Regions from separate parts of the Homo sapiens genome. Here region 1 is linked to region 2. The links are chromatin contacts, found by Hi-C in ENCODE. All regions are on one chromosome and are shown on one strand. The core of a region is the stretch at or near the end of the contact, and the rest is flanking DNA. Distances in the headings are between cores, read along the strand shown. Region 1 holds the start of HIBADH (3-hydroxyisobutyrate dehydrogenase). Region 2 holds the start of PALS2 (protein associated with LIN7 2, MAGUK p55 family member).

What was found. Hi-C counts contacts between places; a loop is a spot of excess contacts on that map. Pooled maps may share reads with other maps.
Region 1: a map of CD8-positive, alpha-beta T cell shows a loop between it and region 2 (16-fold over the local background). The contact joins the promoter of HIBADH here to the promoter of PALS2 in region 2. A Hi-C loop is called at or near these places in 3 of 168 maps with a recorded cell type or tissue (CD4-positive, alpha-beta T cell, CD8-positive, alpha-beta T cell and naive thymus-derived CD4-positive, alpha-beta T cell) and 7 of 50 pooled maps.

Annotation. Positions count from the first base shown.
Region 1 is chr7:27,661,421-27,665,556 of GRCh38, forward strand. HIBADH (3-hydroxyisobutyrate dehydrogenase) reads right to left here and starts at 1,463. Exons shown (of 8, transcript NM_152740.4): 1 at 1,278-1,463. The coding sequence starts at 1,368. The region is part of intron 2 of LOC105375211 (a long non-coding RNA gene); the gene reads left to right. RefSeq lists an enhancer at 1,200-2,017 and a silencer at 1,233-1,652.
Region 2 is chr7:24,570,403-24,574,935 of GRCh38, forward strand. PALS2 (protein associated with LIN7 2, MAGUK p55 family member) reads left to right here and starts at 3,050. Exons shown (of 12, transcript NM_001303037.2): 1 at 3,050-3,191. RefSeq lists enhancers at 2,199-2,268, 2,289-2,388, 3,254-3,753, 3,699-3,748, 3,799-3,918 and a silencer at 2,529-3,598.

The sequences.
Region 1 (4,136 bases), core at 213-2,712, 3.1 Mb after region 2:
CTACTAAAAATACAAAAATTGGACGGGCGTGGTGGCACATGCCTGTAATCCCAGCTACTCGGGAGGCTGAGGTGGGAGGATCACCTGAGCCCAGGAGGTCGAGACTGCAGTGAGCAGTGTGACTGGGCCACTGCACTCCAGCCTGGGCGACAGAGACCCTGTCTCAAAAAAAAAAAAAAAAAAAAAAAAGGGCGGGGGGCCAAGGGGCTCAAATCCTAACCCACTATTTTTTTTTTAAGCAAAGATTAGAAAAAATTAATGCCAAGGTTTTTTTTGTTATTAATCCTCAGTATGATCTTGCTAAACGATGCATTGTTACAACTCTCAAACTTTCAGTTTGAGGAAGACAACGGCAGTGCCCCCACAAATCAACCAATTTTTCAATTAAAGAGGAGTCCTGGTGTGATAGAAAGTTAAGGAATTAGGAACAACTGATAACAACTTTCTAGGTCTTGCTGGGAATATCCTGATTCACTCATCCAAGGGGCCTCATGTCCCTCGTGCGGAGTATGAAAGACTGTATTAGATCTCCGTGGATCTTCATCCTGGCTCTAAAAACTGCCTCTTTGTAAGTTCATGGCTAGCTTCCACAATTTACCATGGTATGAGAGGAGGGAGGCAGGATTAATTCTGCCCACAATCTTGAGGACGCTGAACGTGTTTTGGTTCATAATTTGACAAAAATGACATTTTTTTAGGTTACAGTAGAGGGGGGAAGCCCGTCTTGCTGGTCAAGGGTGACTGAAACTTTGCTGAAAGACTTACTGCCTGGCTTGTACAGCCACCGCTTGTGTAATAAGGCCATCCCCTCGGACTCAGGTGGTTAAACATCAGGCCCTGCTGCCCAAGTGTGTCCCCAACCCAAGGTGCACCCTGGGGGCGCTGAAAGACCAGGGGTCGCTGGGGTGAGTGCGGGTTGCTCCTGGAGTTGGGCGCTCCAAACGTCCTCGGAGTCCTAACTCCAAAGCAGCATGCCGGGGTCCCAAATACTCTCTTCTCTTCAGCCCAAGCTCTTCCCCACCTCTTCCTAAATCCCGAAAAGGGCGCTGAACCCGTTCATCAGGAGCCCGGGAGAAAGGGAGGGAAGGCAGAGGGGGGTACTCGCGGAGTGAGTGGCGGCCGCAGAAAAGGACAGGCCTTTAGTACCAGCCAAAATATTGTTTTTTAAGCCCCAGCCCAACCGCAGGGCCTCCCGAGAAAAGACTTCTTCGGCCGTCTGGACAGAAGAAGCGAGCGGCCGAAAGAAGGACAAGGGGGAGGAGGCGTGAGGTCCTTACCCGCTGCAAAGCTGCCGGCTGCCGGCCGCAGCCGCCGGCTCCAGTACCGGAGACCGGAGGCAGCTCCGAGGAGCCGTAAGGAGGCTGCCATGCTGCGCCCGCCCCTCTCCCCGCGGTGACCTCCGCCGCCTCCCGGAGGGCCCACAGACTGCGAGCGTGTGCAGCGGGACTGGCTGGCTCGCCCACGGAGAAGGGCGCGCGCGCACGCGCTCTCACCGCTCGGGGGCGGGTGCCCACGCGCGAGGGAAGGAGCGCGGAGCCGAGAGGAGCGGCCTGACGCGGCAGGGCCTGTCAATCCCTTTACGGACAGGGAAGCAGACCAATCAGAATTCCCAGGTCCGCAGCTGTGCGAAGGACCAATAAGAGGCCTTTTTGAACAGTGACGCCAGGCGCCCTGGCGCTGCCCCCAAGCTCGTGCCTCATTTACAGCCTGCGGGCGGGAGTCTCCTTGTTTACCAAAGCAGAGGGCGTGTGGGAGGCGGGGGCCGTCGCTCGCTCCCGCCTCCTCGGAAACCTTGTCCCCACAACCGCTGCGTGTTAAAAAGGACAAAACTGACTCGCAGCTTGAAAAACACTCAGAAAGCTACCATGTGTGTAATAACTTTTAAATTCATTTGATTTTACTTAACACAACAGTTTCTCAATACTAAAAATAGTAGGAAAAGAAGTTGGTAACATTATCTTTGAAGGGAAGAGTTACTAGAAACTTGCACTTTCTATTTCAAGGCATATTTCTCTAATCTTTGAAAATTCTACACCCTAAATCCATTTTGTAAGCAAAACTAAATATAAAATCCAGAAAGTAGTAGTATATGTATGTGTATTAGAAAGACCTTTTTTTTTTTTGGAGACGGAGTCTCTCTGTCACCCAGGCTGGAGTGCAGTGGCGCGATCTCGGCTCACTGCAATCTCCGCCTCCCGGGTTCAAGTGATTCTCCTGCTTCAGCCTCCGGAGTAGGTGAGGTGGGACTATAGGCCTGCGTGCGCCACCACACCCGGCTAATTTTTTTGGCACTTTGAGTAGAGGCGGGGTGTCGCCATTTTGCCTAGGCTGGTCTCAAACTCCTGGCGTCAAGTGATCCGCCCGCCTCGGCCTCCCAAAGTGCTGGTTATTACAGGCGTGAGCCACTGCGCGGTGCAGAGAGACAGACATTTAGTCATTCTTCTGTCAATGCTTAGTGTACATATTTGAGTCTGTAAACCCCTTGGGGGTAATTGCAGGCCTTCTCATCTCCACTGACTCCACCAAAGGGTTGGAAGCCATGACCACACCAAAGCAAGACTATAGCCTTTGGAGAATGGCAATACAGCAGGAAAGAGAATGTGTATGGAGTAGCTAGGGAAATGCGAACCCCAATCTAAGTAGCACAATCAACAAAATTTGACTTTGACCTTTTTTTCAACTCAGTAACCCATGGAGTTGAAAGCAAAGGAATTGGATCATTTCCATCTGGGCTCTTTTCATGTTTCTGGGCATGCTGGCAACGTTTCCAAAAACTTAAAAACTTGTACAGAGTGCAAGGTCCCTATCTGTAACTGGGAGGAAGTTAATGCCCTTCTTTGACCATCACTCCACCCCAACCCTCTACCCAACACTAAATGAAAAGAAGGAAGGAAAGGGACGAAGGGAGGGAGGGAGAAAAAACTCATTTCAACAATTAGACCTTCTCCTAGATTTGGGTCCCCACCCCTACTAGGGGTAAATTAGTTTCTGGAGCATTTCCCACCTGTGCCTCTCTTCCTGGTTTCGTCAGGTTTTAGCTGGAATAGATCTCCTGCAGGCAACAAATGTGGGCCTACAGGTTTCTTTTTCTTTTTCTTCCTCCAGCACTACAGGTTTCTATAATTAACTCCTGAACTGCAATTGGTCTTTCAACTGTGTCTCCTCCAAGAAGCCCTGCATTGTCTTCTCCAACAATGTCTCCTCCAAGAAGCCCTACATTGATTCATAAACTAAGGAATTTTCATAGGTTTCCATGATTTTAAAGAAGCGTTATGAATTTTTAAGTAATTCTTACTGTTTGAAGGTGCTTGCAGATATTATTGTACTGGCAAATGCAGTTCCTGCCTATGGCTGGTTAGCTTTCTTCATTTGATTGCCCTCCTGATGCCCTTGTTTGAAAGGCACTGCAACTCCTCCCTGAGTCTTTGCCACGCATTTTTGTTTGTAATTGTTTCAATGCCTTATAGTGGCCCCTGACTTCCGCTTCCAGGAAGATGGAGTAGATAGGTTTCTCCCTATTCTTCTAAGTACAACTAAAAACTCAACATTATATATAAGATAAACATAGGGAGACTTTGAAAGGTGGAGAGAAGTCACACTGGCTAGGGTCCAGAGAGCAACACGGTGGGAAGTTCCTTGGGTTTTCATGTAGCCTTATATACCCCAAACTGGGTGCTGGAGAAGCCAAAACCAGAAACCCCAAAATGCCAGGAAGCATAGATAGACAAAAAGTGCCCCAATAAAAGGCTGCTCTTTCTAGCCAAGTGATGAAAAAGGAGTGGCCTAGCAAGAAAGGAAACATTTAGAAGATAATCACTCCACTGTAGACAAACAATACACACATACATACACACACTGACCCCACCCCATAAAGCAAAGGCTGAGTTGGGAGCCTAGACTTCCACACTCTCCAGGTTGTGATGAGACACCCCAGCATCCTAACACCCCAATCGCTCTACTCCTCAACCCCTCTAAGGTGATGTCAGAGAAAACCAAAGAGAGGTATGGGATTTTCATCTTCAACTGGGCAGTAACAAGTAATCCTCCACACACATCCTTCCCTACTCTCAGTGTCACTGGAAACCACAGGGCGACCCTGGATTTCCACTCCTACCTTACAGTGGTGAGGTACCCCT
Region 2 (4,533 bases), core at 1,800-4,299:
AGTGTCACTGCTTTTACTATGATGGATTAGTTGAAAAACAAGTACACAGGATTTGCTTTTGCTAAAATTCGGGGCTATTAGCAAAATTCTCAATTTCTGTAGGAGCAAAGCAGGTCAGAAGAGAAAAGAAAATGTAATCACATTAAAAGTGTATGTTGTTTACATTTGAAGGAGGAAACAAAATTGAGTGATGGATGCTCCTGAATTAAGAATCAAAATTCAAATTTTAAATTGAATTACCGTTGGGAGATACTGGGCTGTGGTAAAATTATGATCCCTTTAGAGTAACCTTGAAGGAAATGAAAAGTCAGACTATTAAGGACACTGAAGAGAAAGATCCACCATCATTCTCAATCATATCATTCCCCTTTCTTGGAATGAAGAATTTGTAACCGGTATGGGAAATGGATGGTGGTGTCTCAGTATGATGACCTCTCAGAAAGCTGAGTTGGGAACCAATGATGGGAGTTCCAATGTTTAACTGAGAACACTTTAAATTTATCCTGGCATGTCCCACCTTTAAAGTTTAGAGGAAGGGCAGAATGTTATAAAATGGGAATATCATTTATAAAAGGAAATAGTGTTTCCTTTTATAACTGTATATGAGTATTTGATACAATACTCATCTGACACTGAGAGAGGAACTTCACCGGCAAGAGCTTTCTGAAGGGGAGCAATCAAAGACAGTTATTGGAGCAAAATCATTTTTCTGACTCTAAGAATGAAGCTGAGTCTTACGGCAGTGATAAGCCTCCATCTGATAGCTGCTGTCATTACTTAGAGCACAGACTTGGAACTGCAAATGAAAGATAATTGTTCCTGTATTCCTGCTCCCAAATGCTGGGTCTCTGGTAGATGCAGAGATAAAGCAGTTGGCCAGGAGTGGTGCCAGCTTTAAGTCAGGTAGGTCTGCATGTAATTTGAGGGGCAGAGCCTACCCCAAACCCTCCCTCCCTAAAACTTCCTCAGTTAACATCATTCTACTTGCAGGGAGCAGGGGTAGAGTAGGTTAGGACATTGTTTCCAGAAGACCCTTGAGGAAATAAAAGTGCACTATTAAGGATCACTAACATATCTGGAAATGACATTCATACCCTACCTCCCACCCCAACCCCAGAGAAGCTCAGGGCAAGTAACTAAGTGGCTGGGTCCAAGGGGATGTGTTAAGGTTAAGAGTCAGAAGGGAAAAGAGTTCACAAGCCTGGGTAGGGTACAGCAGGGAGGACCCATGGGTGTCCTGTGAGAAGCAAGTGGGCCTGGGGCAGCAAGAAGGACCTGAAAGGTCTTGCTGACACCCCGAGAAGACAAACCCCATCCTTCCGCTTTGTCTCTGCCTTGGGCTCCGAGCCCACTCCACTTCATTTCATCCAGCCATCCTGACTACAGGGGGCCCAAAGCTACTCTGTGCCCTGGGCACGTTTGAGTCTCCTTAAATGCTTCCAATTACCTTTGCCTGGGTTTGTGGTTCCAGGAAAGAAGGTTCTAAATTAACACTGTACAAGGCCCCCCTGCATGTTGGTTTGCAAAATTAATGATCCTAATGGAAAAGTAAATTAATCTTTGATGCTTGGTTGAGGATAAACACAAAAATCACTGTTTTGGACACTGGACCTTCTTAATACATCTCATCAATAGTATTTTCTCTCTCCCTTCCATGCCTGCCACATTCACAAAGAGAGGAGACAATACAACTTATAACTTCATCTCTGAATCCAAAGGGCCATGATGCACGCATTTATTCTGCAAACACTTATTAATGGTCTGGTTTGTGCAAGGTGCCCAAGAGAAGCCAGGAAAGGCTGCACAGAGGAGGCCACCTCATAACACTCCTCACACGTAAAGTTTGACTTGCACTTTCTACGTTCATGGTTTGAAAAGATTGCAGTAAGCATTTTGTAAAATGTAAATTACATTCTTCAATTTTAGGAAGAACACAATAGTTTTTCCAAAAGCCGCCTGTCACAGGTCTGAGGGTTCACAGAGCTCTTTTAAGGGGATCGGAAGTTCTCTGGCTGCCTTGCTATGTTTTTCTAGCCAGAAGTCTCTGCTGCAGTGCATTGCTCAGTTCCTTTCAACTGAAAAATTAAATCTGCACTTCTGTCAAAATGTGTCATCTACACATCCGGACACTCATCACAGTTCACCAAGCTCTACGCAGAGTCCAGGCTGAAAGGATGGCATGCCCTCCCCAACCCCACCCTTTTGAGGTCTGGGAAGCCCAGGTGCTGGGGAGGAGCTGAACAACTGTGTCCAGGGAGTGTCTGGCAAAGCCGACCCAGGGAGTTCCACGGGAGCCTCGGTGCTATGAAAAGAGCCAGTGTCCATGCATTTCCTCGGGTGTGAATCACACTGCCCGGTCGGGCCTTTGGGAAAAAATTAATGAAGGACACAGTCAGCGCCGTAGAACCTGCCAAATACACATCAGATCCAGTGGAGTCTGTGAAGGGGGAGGGGGAGATTTTTCCAGAGGCTTTTCTTCTCGTTCCATTTCTCTTTTGTGCCCCACGACTGGGTTCTTGAATGTAAAACTCTCAGAAAGGTCAGGGCGGAGCCTGTTTTATGCCCCGAGGAGTATCTTGCCCACCCGTAAATGCTGACAGACAGCTGCGACTTCGGCCCAGGAGACCCGGCGGGGACTGGGTCCGACCAGCCCTCTCTCGCGGGCGCAGGTCCGGGACCCCTGAAGCGAGCCGGCCGGGCGCAGAGCGCAGTCAGTCTGGGCGCTCAGAAGCTGGGAGGGGGCTCCACCTGGGCGCCCAGCCGCGGCGGGAGGGGCGGGGCCCGGCTTTCCGGAGGCGGTGGCACCTCCTCGCGCCCGAGCGCGCGCTCCCCGACGTCCGGCGCACGCGCGAGGCCGGCTGGGAGCGCGCCCAAGCGGCGGCGGCGGCGGCGGCTGGAGGAGGAGGAGGAGGAGGAGGAGGAGGAGGAGGGCGGCTGAGGCGCGGCTGGCTGCGCGCGCGGAGGCAGCGGCGGGGGCGACCGGAGCTGGGGCAGAGTGGGGAGCGAGGGAGGGGGAGGAGAGAGAGGGAGGCGGAGGGCAGTGAGAGACGCATTTCCAGTTCTCAACTACGAGCCACGAGTTTGCAGATGGGGCTGCTCGGCGGCGCCTGTGGCTGAGGGAGAGCAGCGGCGGCGGGGAGCGACCGGGAGCGGCGGCAGCGGCGGCGCGGAGGCGGCTGAGGTGCGAGCCGGTGAGTTAACTGGACCCCCACGCCGCTCGGGTAACGGTCGCGCCGCGCGCCGGGCCGGCCGGGGGCGCCCTGTTGCTCGGCGCGGCGCGCCACGCGGGGACCCTGGCCCGCCCCGCCCCCCTCGGCACCTGGGCTTCGGCGGGCGCGGGGAAGAGGGACCGGCAGGCGGCGGCGGCGGCGCCGCGGTCGGGGAGGCTGCTGGCCGCCCCCAGCCCGGCCCGCGCGGAAGGGGCGCTCGGCCGGGCTCCTGCCTCTCTGGCTGCGGGCGGCTGGGCGGGCCGGAGCTCGGCAACGTGTCTGGCCCATGCTGCTTGCCGCCGCTCCCCACGCGCTCCCCGGCGCGGCCCCGACTGGGGCTAGGGCCGCAGACGCGCGGGGCCCCTTCGGGCGCGGGGCTTGGGTGCCTACACCTCTGCGGCGGGAGTCGCGGTGGAGCCTGAATGGAGAGCCGGCCTGGGGGCGGCGTTGCTGTGACTGACACCTCCGGGGTCTGTCCCGAGAGGGGGTGATTCCGCCGGCTCCCGGTTCTCTCCCGAGCTCGGAGTTGGTAGGGGAGGAGGCTTTCTCCAACTACCGCCGCTACTTCCGAGGTACGAGACTCCAGTTGTTTGGCCAAAGTGGCTGTGGGCCGAGCACAGGCTGCCGCGGGGGCGTTCGCTGCTGAGATCGTGCTCGCGGATTCTCGGTACGTTTGTCTGAAACCAAATAGGTGCTGGGGCTTTTTTATTTTGGCTGGGTGGAGGGTCAGCAGGGGAGTCGATTGAGGTATCCGACCGTGTGGTGACAGGATGTGGATTGGTTGGTAGATGTTTTTTTGCAGAAGGACTTTTTAACACTTTACTGGGAGTTTATTCTCAATCCTACCAGTTTCTGGGATTGCAGCTCGAGATTACATTTGTTAAACTTCCATCAGTTGGGTGTGCATCTGTGTAGGGGGTGGGGGTGAAGCGAGGGAGAGAATTGAAGACTGCCGGGGAAGCTCAGAAAATTCTCCGCATTACTTATAAACAGCCGGGTAAGGTCAGGCTAGCCACGTTTTATTCTTTCCTACGCCTTTGGAGAGTGTTGGAATTTTACTTTGTGCTTCAAGTATATTACAAGTGGTCTTGTAGTGTAGCTGAGAACGTTTGGGGTGCGTTAAAATGCGTTTCAATTGGAGTATGATTTAGCAGCCATTTCTTCCCGTGAAATTTTGCAAATCATTTGTAAACTTATGTTGGTCGAATATACCAGGCGAAGTAACATTTTTAGTAATGCGGTATATAGTTTCCGTATATAGGTATAGCAACGGACCTCAAGTAATATTGCTTATTGTAGGCATCTACTGTGCAATGATAGGGTA